Linked DNA regions of Homo sapiens: region 2 is linked to region 1. Evidence: chromatin contacts called from ENCODE Hi-C data. All regions are on one chromosome and are shown on one strand. Each heading gives the region's core, a stretch centred on a gene start or an enhancer-like site at or near the end of the contact. The rest is flanking DNA. Distances are from core to core; before and after follow the strand shown.

Evidence for each region. Hi-C counts contacts between places; a loop is a spot of excess contacts on that map. Pooled maps may share reads with other maps.
Region 2: a loop to region 1 is called in a map of naive thymus-derived CD4-positive, alpha-beta T cell, with 8 times the contacts of the local background. The contact joins the promoter of GORAB-AS1 here to the promoter of POGK in region 1. A Hi-C loop is called at or near these places in 1 of 168 maps with a recorded cell type or tissue (naive thymus-derived CD4-positive, alpha-beta T cell), 1 of 37 single-sample maps with no recorded cell type and 9 of 50 pooled maps.

What each region holds. Positions count from the first base shown.
Region 1 is chr1:166,836,128-166,842,058 of GRCh38, reverse strand. POGK (pogo transposable element derived with KRAB domain) reads right to left here and starts at 2,584. Exons shown (of 6, transcript NM_017542.5): 1 at 2,455-2,584; 2 at 971-1,104. The coding sequence starts at 1,102. RefSeq lists silencers at 2,059-2,298, 2,399-2,828.
Region 2 is chr1:170,529,504-170,535,434 of GRCh38, reverse strand. It overlaps GORAB-AS1 (GORAB antisense RNA 1), which reads left to right and starts at 2,826. Exons shown (of 3, transcript NR_125958.1): 1 at 2,826-2,987. It overlaps GORAB (golgin, RAB6 interacting), which reads right to left and starts at 3,269. Exons shown (of 5, transcript NM_152281.3): 1 at 3,151-3,269. The coding sequence starts at 3,211.

The DNA of each region.
Region 1 (5,931 bases), core at 1,335-3,834:
CCACAGCTAGACTGGCAAACTGAGAGCCTGTGGTTGCACTGTTTTTTTTTTTTTTAAATTAAGGTATAGCATACATATGGTAAAATGCATTACTTTTAAGGGTGCAGCTCAGGAGACCTGTTTTGAAGAACAAATGTCAGTGTTCATGTGTAACCTTAGGGCAAGGCAGATAATCTTTCTGCATCCCAGTTCTCTCCTCTGGTAGGGAACAATTTAGAAGTACCATGCTTGTATGGATAGGGGCTCTTCATGGAAGCAAAGGATACTATGTATACTGACAATGTTTATACACAACGGAAAATAAGCAGAGAAAAGGAATGTCAATTTGTTGCTTATTTAAAATGTTTACTATTCATGCCTAATTACCACGAAGTCCAGTAACTACGGTGAATAACTATCTGTAACTATAAGTATCTACTGCATTTGCATTTGTATAAACCGACCTCTATCATACTATTCTGCGTGTATACCCTGAATCTCTGTATTCCCTGCTGCCCACCATTTCTATCCAGGTCAGCTGGACAGGCAGCTCTCCTGTGTCAACTGTGGTAAGAGGTGCTCACACAGAACCAACTAGCCTAACCTCTCATGTCAACCCAATGACTCGAGTCTTATTTAAAATGGTTCCCTTCAACCAGCAGTAAGTCAACAAACATTTACTTGGTGCCTACAATGTGCCTGGCATCAAACGCAGTGCAGGATAAGTGGGTGAACGAGAGAGACAAGGTCCTGGCTTCTAGGACTTCCAATTGAACGATGACAAGCTACATGGCTGAGGGACTGTTTCCATAACACCTCCTCCATTCTTTGCACTGCCTTTTAAAGCCACAGAGCTGTTTTCTCAGGAATGCAAACACACCGGGCTGGGCTATTTTTACTTCCCACGTCTGTCTGAGGAGGAGACTTAAAGCAAGCTGGGCTCTCAGGCCTGCATCTGCTGGCTGTGTGGACTCCACACCTTCTTACTTACCCATCCGCCCTCAGAGCAGATTCGTACTTTCTGCATGTCTGCCGGGCCGTCCTCTAGTTCCCGGCTCTGAATCTCTTCTTCCTCTTCCTCTTCTTTCAGGCTCAAATTGAGAGGGTAGGCTGTGGACTCCATCTCTGCAAGCAAGATTCAGGTTCAGAAAAACCAGGTGTCACTGTGACCTCCCCAAAGCCTATGATGGGGGAGGCTGAGCCACATACAAACCTCTTTAGCCCCAAGCACTGTTCCCGCTGGAGGGAAGTAAGGAAACAAGAGTCGGCCAGGAAGCTACAGGGTGACATGTTTAATTATGATAAGAGAGGCTGTGGGTAGATAACGTATCTGGCTGCCTTCAAATATTTAAAAAGCTATCTGGGGAAGAGAACCCAGACTGGTTTGTAGAGACTGGACGGCAGAACAGAGGCCGGCCAGTGGATAAATACTCCTGGAAAAGGTTTTAAGCAGTGAGAAAGGCAGTACTTTCTCACAGCCAGTGCCACCCAAACAGGAATCAGAGGCAGGGGAAAGGTGCTGATTTCCTATCAGTGAAGGTGTCTGAACACAGATTGGACACTTACTCAACTGGAATGGGTGCTAGAAGCCAGTTAAGCATGGGCGGAGCGGTTGGCTCAGTAGGCCCATTGCCTGGATTTTCCAAATTCAAAGGTTCTGTCCACGAGCTGGTTCAGAAAATAGGGTCATTCTACCTTAAGGGACTTTGCAAACGCAGGAGTCAGTGAAACATAGTGAGGGTTATGCCTGGATACCCAAAAAGGTGCAGAAATCGGCTGGGGCCCACCCCGACAGGGAAATAACCCATTGCCTCTGGGCTGCAAATTCTCTATTCGCTGACTCTTGGCCAGTACAAAGGGCCGCACTCCTGCCCTCTATGGGCGCGGGCAATTCCTAGGTGTGGAGTGCGGATGCATCTTGAGGGCTGCATCGGGGAACCTCCAAAGAAAAGATCCCTCTGGAGTTCAAAGTCGGTTCCTTCGATATTTCCAAAAAAGATAGGCGAACGCGGCATGGATGGGTCTAGGCTTCAGATGCCTGCAGCTGGGGCCCGAACTTGGCGGCGGTCTCCCTGCCGGCTCCGGGGCAGAGGTGGGAGGGGCCGCCTCCCCGCGCTAAGGTGCCGCAACCAGGGCCGCCGCCCGCCCTGCCCCGCCTGCGCCACCGCCGCCGCGCCCCCGGGCGCGTTCGGATTTCTCCAGCCATCTTGCCCCATTTCCCTTTCTCCGCGGAACCGCGCCGGGAGCGCTTCCGCTGCCCCCTCCGCCCGGCCCGCCTCCCCACCTGGCCCCCTCCCGGCCCCAGCGCACCTGCCGGGCGGCGAGAGCCGGCGCCGCCCGCCTCCCCGGCGGGCCCGCAACAAAGGCGGCGGCGGCGGCGGCGCAGCCTCGGCGCCCCCGCCTCTGCCGCGGCCCAGCCGCCCGGGACCCGGGGGAGGGGCCGCGCCGCCGCCGCCCCCGCCCGCGCGCACTCACCGCCGGGCCCAGCGGCCAGGGCGCGGGGTGGGGACGCGAGGGCTCCGGCCCGGCTGTCACAGCGCCATCCTTTCCGCCTCTCCGTCCTCCCGTGCGCGCGGCCCCTCGGGAGGGAGCGGGGAGGACACGTGGTGGGAGGAGGGAGGGTCCGGCCCGGAGCTGAGGGTGTTGGGAGGCGAGGGGAGGAGCGCGGCTGATGTCAGCAGGCCTCGGCGGCGCCGGGGGACGGCGCCCGCGCGAGCTCCGGGGCCCTCCTCTAGGCGCGGCTTCCGGCCGGTCCGGGCAGTCCCTGGCGGGCCTGGGTAGCCGTGCCCTCGGCCTTCCCCGCCCCGCCCGATGCAGGCCGCTTCCAGTGCTGCGTGTGACCTCGGCGTGGACGAGGCAGGAAGAGCCCAGATTGATTTTAACCGAGCGTAGCGTGGGCGCACAGTTCCATGTGCTCATTTGCAGTCACCAGCGGGTTGCACTTGCTTGGACGAGCTCTCCAGGCGTTCTCGCCGTGCTTCAGGCAATGAAAGGCTAGACCGGCAAGAGCGTGTAGGGGCATGAGGAGGGGTCTTTGGGGAAGAGTATTCGTATTCTGGCAGCGGGCTCCTGTCCAGAACTTCGTCATATACATGGAGAAGGAACTTCCTGATTTTTGTAGCTGTTGCTTAATATCCCAAGCATGTAATTCCTTGGATGAAGTGGGTGTATAGAAGGACCTTTCTTCTCCAAAACGTCCAAAGGAGTTGTTTACTCTCAGCTCTGTGGGCAATACAACAAAAGTGACCTGAGAAGCCCTGAAGCCCTTTTCATTCCAGAAAAAGATTCTGGGTATGGGTTTTTGTTGAGAACTTGTTGAAGAAAAAATTATTCTGACACTTGTTAAAACAGTAAGGAAGACTTTATACAGGGTTATTGCTATAGGTGTAAAGATGATCACACTGGGGGGAGAGATGAGGTCTAACACGGAATACAGTAAGGACAGCTGGGGATGTATAGCCAAGGAGCAGAACGAAGGGGTCAGTAGATGGAAAGTTACTGATACGAGACATCAAGCACCTAGAGGGATTCTTGCTGAACCCACTTAACAGGATTCTTGCTGAAGGCAGGCTAGGGCGATCAGATATCAAGGGTGGGGGAATGAGAAATTTGATCAGATATCCAGGGTGATCAGATATCAAGGGTGGTGATTTCTCTCTAACCTAACTTAGCAGGGTTCTTGCTAAAATAGAGCTGGGCAGGCCAAAGGTTCGGGGTGAGTGGTCAGGGGACCAGGGTGGAGGCCTGCTGAAGAAGAGGACTTAAGCCTGATTAAACTTTGGTCAAGGAAAGAGTCCGTCAAACTCTTCAGATTGTCTCTGAGACCTGAATATCTGTTGGAAAAGACCTGTCTTTCCAAGTTTTTGTGGCCACTACTACTTACATGTGAATTTTACTTCTCTCAGTCATGGGAGAGGTCACTGTGCACTGTGCTCTTAACACGTAAAATGTAGCATGACATAACGTACACATCTTGGAAGTGCAATCACGGTGACAACCCAAGACCGTAGAAGATCTAATCTGTGGGTGGAAAAGATCGTTCAAATATTGGGAGGGAGGCTAGAATTTACTTTTTTGTTTTAATGAACAATTATTTTTGTGTAAAAGTAAGTATTTGTAGAACAGGAGTGACATGTTAGTTTGAATTGATTGACATTGCCCTCTTAATTTTTCTGAGGAAATGGCAGATTCAAACAGAAAGTGAGGAGGACATTAGGAAGGGAGAAGAGTAATAGGGATGTTGCTGGCACCCCAGCATCTTAGAAAAGAAATTAATACAGTTTTGAGATAGACACACACACACACACACACACAGACACACACACACGAAAAACCCTACTATGTTAGAGTTTTAGTCTCTGAGAGCCCTAATGTTCTCATGGGCTTGGATTAGGTGTCCCTGGGAAGAAATTAAGAGTGACCCACCCGAATTCTTGACTTTGAGCCCACAGCCCCATGATCTCAATTACTGTTAGAGGATCTTAGAGGATCCACCTTTTTACGGGTCTGTAATTGCTAACAAGACTTACTCTAGGAGCAACGTGCTGGCCTAGGCACAATACACTACAGACTCATGTTTAAGTGGTTTTCTAAGTCATTGTGCTTCTCTTTGCTGGTGTTTCATCTGCAAAAAGAGAGTTGAACCATATATTGTCCTAACATTCTCTCAGCTCTGTTATTGTTCCCATTCTCCATAAGACTTTATCTGAGTCTGAATGGGGAGTGATTGAAGCCAGTCTTTGAGACAGTGCATTACTCTGGTAATTCAATAGGATGAGTTTCTCTTAGTTGGTGGCTAATATCAGCCGAACATCCATTTAATCAACATAATAGTTCTTTAATGATGCTGTTGGTCTGACTTCATCCTTCCTCCTATTGAATTATTATAGTACCCAAACTATAGGAATTCCAAAGAGCCTCAAATTTTACAAAATACTCATTTCTAACTGTAGTGTTCCCTGGTGAATACACATTTCTGATTTCCTTCAGCAGAGGCCCCATGGCCAGGTCAATATAGCCACGGGCCCACATACGTCTGTTCCTCGGGGACCGCTGTAGACTGAAGTAATAGTCTTGGTACTTTGTGTCCCTGTGGTAGTGTTATAAGCCACACCTTTGCTGAAGTGTCATGTGCAGAATGTACTTCAATGCACCTTCACTTGGCCTGCTTCTATGGTGAGCTTCAGCCAATGGAATGTGGGAGGAAGTGACTGTGTGTGAGTCCTGAGTCCTAAGAGGCCTCAGAAGTTTCTCTTTGCACCTCTGGGAGCTTTTGATCTCTGCTATGACAAAAGCATGCTTAAGTAGTCACTGCCCCTCCAACTTAGGCATCAGAAGGAGGCATGTGTTACAGAGCTATCCTTGCTAATATGAAGACCAGTGACCATTAGAAGAGATTATTGTTGTTTTAAGCTACTGAGTTCTGGGGTGCCTTGTTATAGAGCAATTTTAAGGGTGTAGCTTATTGAGATGATGACAAGAGGCAACCTTGGCCTTAGGGCTCCCAGTCTTGGCCCTCAAGGAGTTGCTCTGAAGCAGGAGAAGGAGAATTGACCATTTTGTGGTACATATCCTCAGGTATGTGGACAAGGAAATCCTAGATGGGGAGGAAAGGAGGAGAGAACCAAATGGGGAAGGAGCATCACTGCTGACTGTATCTTTCTCTTTCCTGGGATTCTGGCACTTCAGAGGAAGAGCAAGATATGAGCCCTAGCCCTAGAAATTACCCCATAAGAAGCCAGGCATGCTGGCTTGTATCTGTAATCCCAGCTACTCAGGAGGCTGTAGGAGGATTGCTTGAGGCCAGGAGTTCAAAACCAGCCTGAGCAACATAGTGAGACCCTATCTGTTTTCAAAAATATTACCCAATAAAGCCAGAAGTTATTCCTGGGACATCTTGATAAAATGGTAAGGAAAATCCTGCTCTGGTCAGTTCCTTGGAAGGACTTAGAA
Region 2 (5,931 bases), core at 1,577-4,076, 3.7 Mb before region 1:
ATTTAACTAAAAATTGACAGCATGTGGCTGTACTGTTTTCTTCCAATTTTTCATTATGAAATAGACCATACATCAAATATATGCATGTGTTACACTCATAAACACACACACTCAGTCTTCCAACCTATATGATTAAAAAGAAAGTTTAAGAAATAAAATATGACAGTAGTAGAAGTAACTACTCTTTAAGGATAGACATAATCCTCCTTTTAGAAGAGAGAATTTATTTCCTGTCTCCCAAGTTATATGACTTGCTTTTGGTAAATAAAAGTAGGAGTGTCACATGTCATTTACTGGTGAAAGGATTTAATTGCCAATGTTCAATTTTCAATCTTCTTTTCTTCCTACTATGGTAAACTCCTACAAGACAGCACCAAAAAACGGAGTGACTGTGCAACACAGTCACCTGCCAAACCCACATTAAACATGAAACGAGTGAAAACCAAATCTTTATTTTAAACAATTGACTTATTAGGGCTATTTGTTACTTTAGCTTAACTTGTCTTAACCTGATTTCATAAATACCAATACCTCTGAAATTCCCTCTCCCTGATCACATTCCCACGCCTCCCCACTATATACAATCATACGTCACTTAACAAAGGGATACATTCTAAGAAATGTGTTGTAAGGCAATTTTGTCCTTGCGCAAACATCAGAGAGTGTATTTACACAAACCTAGATGGTACAGCCTACTATATACTTAGGCTATATGGTACAGCCTTTTGCTCCTAAGCTCCAAACCTGTACAGTATGTCACTATACTGAAGACTGTAGGCAACTGTAACAACGGTATTTGTGTATCTAAACATAGAAAAAGCATAGTAAAAACAGGGTATTATAATATTACCAGACCATCACCATATATGTGGTCCGCTGCTAACTGAAATACTGTTATTGAGTGCGTGACTGTATATATTATATATACAGCTAGCTGATCCTTGGTATATGAGGATAATTGGTTCCAGGATCCCCATGTATACCAAAATCTGTGCATACTCAAGTCCCACAGTTGGCGCTGTGAAGACCACATACACCAAAAGTTGGCCCTCCATATACTCAGGTTTTGCATCCCCCAAATACTGTATTTTTTAAATGCACATTTGTGTATAAGTGAACCATCACAGTTCAAACTTGTGTTGTTCAAGGGCCAAGTGTAACTACATATACTGTATTAACAAACATTTTAATGCATGTGGCTACAGTTAATACTAATATATTCCCACCAGCTGTACAGTAGCCCGCTAGATGAGTATACCACAATTTATTTATCCATTCCCTTGTTAATGGACACTTTGGTTGTTTCCAACTTCTTAATATTATAAACAAGACTATTAACAACTTTCTTGACTATGTTCCTCAATGCCCATACAGGGGTCTCCAGAGTACTACTGTCCTTATTTTTCCTGGCAACCAACTCCATCTTCCTAAATTATTCAATAAATTTTTAAAGATAGAGAACAGCTAGAAATGGCTTTAAAATTAAAGGGCCAAATCCTCTAATTTTACAAATAAGGAATCCAAGGAGAAAAGATTTAGAGGAAGAGCTGGAAGTTCTATATGCCAATCACTGTGTTTAGCTACGGGTATACAAGGAGGTTAAGATATTTTCCGTCCTCGAGGTGGTCACGGACTAGCGATTTGGTTTCCACACTACAGTGGGCCTTGAAGTTCAGGTCCTCACCATCCTCTATCTACCCCCGGTTGCAAAGATATTTCAAAATATACTTCTACATAATGAATATGTTGTTTAATTTAGATTTTTATATTAAGTCATCTTTACCCTGGAAAATGCGCCTCTGCTAACACACAAACTTTGTGAAATCTTCCCAAGCTCCATCCAATCCCCGGCAGAGTGAGGTTCCTCTTGTCTCTGAAGCAAGTTCTTGCAATATCTACTATCACATAACTTTGTGGTTTGTCTCCTCATGAGTCTACTGGAGTCAGACCAGAGGCCAGGGCACTTGTACCCTGTATATCAAAGTATGTGAATGGATGTTGAAAACACAAAGCAAAAGAATTTGAGTATATCAAGCAACACAGAGTCAGTTAACTACATAGCTTAGCCTAACCTTTATGATAGAGTTTTTAAAGTCCCCTGGACCAGTCAAAATGTCCCCAGTCGATATAATCTACATTGGCCCTATCTTACTAATTTACTTCTTTTCCCACTTGTCTGCCCTAGATTATTCTCATATTTATGCTAAAAATGCACAAGCTACCAGAGCAACATCCAATTTCCCCACAAACGCTAACAAAAGGTTTACTTCATTTGCTACCAAAATAAAGTATTTGAATTAAGGTACCAAGAGTGATGTACACTTCTTACAGAAATTGTGTGTACTACCACGATAACCATACAGATCACTGCGAAATTTCAACCACAAGCAAAGTGCAATTAATATTACTAAGTTTTCCACCAACAATCAGCAAACTTAATTCCTTCCACAACAACAAAAAAATTGTACAAGCCCATTCAATGATTACTCTATAAAGCCAGAGAGAGAAGCACAAGGTTAGCTTACTCCAAAGTCAGTAAGACTGTATGTATATAAACATATAAAGTCTTCACATCTACCCTCTCAAAGACCCTTTTGGTTTGCTGATTCTCAAAAATTGGGAAGTACTGCAAAAATCATCTGGCAACCAGAAGTGAATGCAACACTCCAGATGAATTGTGAAAAGTACCGAATTTTTGCCTTTATTCAGACGCCTGTGCTCCTTTTTTCCAACCATCTGCTTCTATAAATTCATCACAATTCTAATACGGTGTGCGCCCCTCCTCCTTCCCTTACCCTGACCCTAACCTTCCAACCGTTGATTCCTGCAGCAATCTTCCCTAAGGGAGACACCCCGGCTGTAGGCTCACTTCCTCTCCCAAGTCCCATTCCTTTCACAAGAGTCAAATCCCTACAGTGGATTCCTGGACCGTTTTTTCTAAAAGAAGATCCCAGTCCTCTGGCTTGCCCCTCCCGTCGTGACTCCCAGTAAGTCCTCCTCTGAAACCCCCTAATCCAGTCCACGTACTTACAGCGCCTTCCGCTAACACAAACGTAGCCGCTTCCACGCCCCCTTTCCCCGCCAAAGCTGCATCCCCGCCTCTTCCCCTTAAGACCCAAGAATTAAACCACTGTAAACCCATCTTGTAACCTTTAGTCTGCTTTAGTCTCCTCAGTTCCTCCTCAGAGAATCCTGCCCAACCTTGCGCCATCGGCCCGGGCCACCGGCACCCCCAAAAGTGCCCAAATCTCGCAGCCGCGACTGCCAACACTGCTGCCCAGCTCATCCGGGTTTTTCCCCGGCCGCGGCCAATCAGTGCATCGGGCTCCAAACACAAGGCCCTCTCTCCCCGGCCTCAGGGTCCGGCTTCCTTCCAGGCTGCCTTCAGCAGTGCCTGACAAACTGCCTAAGGAAACCTTGCCACGCAGACATTCGTTTCCTCTGGCTTACCTCTACTCTCTCTCTCTCTCATTGTTTCTCACTGTTGCTGGTTAATCGCTTCAGGAGCTAAGGGGGGAAATGGCGATGGGGATAAGGGTGGAGATAAACAGGTATTTGGGAAGGAGCAACAAGTCGGTGGCGGAAACGGGAGATCTAAGTGCCTTTGGGGTCCTGTACCTGTGGGGCGGGAGCGGTGCTCTCTGTGGCTCTTAGTGTGCCCTAAAATCCTTGTGTTTTGCTGGGAGTGTGCACAGCGCTGGAGGCCTCCTTCAGATTAACTCAGGAAATGATCAGATTTAGGATTTTGATGATGAAGAAACATTTAAAAGGGGTGGGGTATAATTGATGAAAAGGGAACAGGCATAACCAGGTCTCTCGCAGGCCGGAGCGGCTCTCAGATTTCTTTTGCTTTGGGTTGTTTCCTTTGTGAATAATTATAATATGTAACTTTCCTCTTAAGGGATTTCTTTTTCTTTTTTTCTTACTTTTTTTTTTTTTTTTTTTTGAGACATAGTTTCGCTCTTGTTGCACAAGCTGGAGTGCAATAGCACGATCTCGGCTCACTGCAACCTCCGCCTCCCGGGTTCAAGCGATTCTCCCGCCTCAGCCTCCCGAGTAGCTGGGATTACAGGCGCCGGCCACCACACCCGGCTAATTTTCTGTATTTTTAGTAGACACGGGGTTTCACCATGTTAGCCAGGCTGGTCTCGAACTCCTGACCTTAGGGTATCCGCCCGCCTCGGGCTTCCAAAGTGTTGGGATTACAAGCGTGAGCCACTGCGCCCGGCCGGGATTTCTTAGTCTCCCCTTTAAATCTGTTTTTCAGAGAAGACATTGTAAAACGTCGGTGCTGGGGGATGGGAAAGCATTTCTTAGGATCCTGCCTGGAATCCTAATACCGTAATTCGGGTTCTGCCTTGAACACTAACCTGAGATCCCATTTCCTCATTTGAAATATGGTTGCAAAGATTAAAAGATGCAAGCGTTGTCAAAATACACATAGATAAGGATGATTCAAGAGAGACCTAGTTATACTATTTTTCATGGTTCTCTTTCACTATTTTTGCAGTAAGAACAACAAAACACCTCATCTTGGCTTACATTTTAAAATACTTTGGCTTTAGTGTGTTGATATTTTTAAACAAAATGAAAGAAAGGAGTAAAGTACAAAATAAAACACGTCAAGAAAAGTTGAAATGAGTACTTCAGATTTAGTAAGTGATAAAAAGTGAAGGATGTTTGGAATTTCCCATGTAAATCCGAGCTTTTAAAACTTAAAGTGGTTTCTGAAATTTGGGGATGCTGCAGATGCGTCATTTTAAATATGTACTCATTTTTTATAATATTAAACAATCAAAATGCCTGGAGGAGACAGTTACCACCAGTTTCTGAATATAGACTGAATATAGACTACGTATATTCAAGTTATAGATTATCTAGCTCCAAAGTAGTAGATGGGGATCAGTGGCAATCTGGTAGTTAATTCAGTTTCCTAGTTGCAGGCAACCGCCATCTAGTTCATCTAATAACAGTAAACCACCTTGTGTGCCCCATGTTGAATTTTATACATAAATGTTCTTTAGTTCACTCTGGGGGAATTTCAAAAATTATCCGTAATCTTAATAAAGATGTAAATTAGGATATTTTAAAAGGTTTTGCATTGGCCCTTAATGAGAACCAAAGCGAAAGTGACACGTGGTAAAAGATAATAAAATCCGTCTGTATAAAAGTTATAATTTCCAGTTTGCTAGGTTCTAAATCTCCTGTTTGTTGTTTCTGTTGGCTCTCCCTCATGGTGGCTAGTTTCTTCAAATGTTGTGTAATATTTAAGTGGGAATTTATCTTCAAAGTTCTTTGTTCTGCAGAAGTCTTCTCTTCCTTGAGTTAAGAAAGTGTCTCTACAGATTGGTTTTATTGGTCCTAAAGTTTCAGTTGTTTTAATCCAGATTTAAGGTAATTTTTTCAGCTTCTACTGTAAATTTGGTTCTTGGGTCCCACCCCCATATATGATATAGGACTCAGGTCTCAGTATTTTTTAATTGCCTTTATATGTATACAAATTATACACAACTTTATTTCAACAATCTTGTCTTCAAATATGTGAAGGAATCCCAATCCCTAGGATCTATATTTACATAGAATCCCCCTTTCTATATCTCTTTAGCTTTCTTTTAAGTTCTATGATGTATTTTTTGATTATGTAAATAAAAACATGTTATATGTTTTTATGTAAACAAAAAACATAATAATATTACTCACAGATAGCAAGCCTCCTTACTGCTTTTCCAAAGCAACAGTCTTAAGTTTTTGTGTTTTTGTTTTTTTTTTAAAGACAGGGTCTCACCCTGTCACGTAGGCTGGAGTGCAGTGGCATGATCTTAGCTCACTGCAACCTCTGTCTCCAGGACTCAAGCGATCCTTCCATGTCTTTGTCTCCAGAGTAGCTGGGGCTATAGGTGCCCACTACCATGCATGGATAATTTTTATATT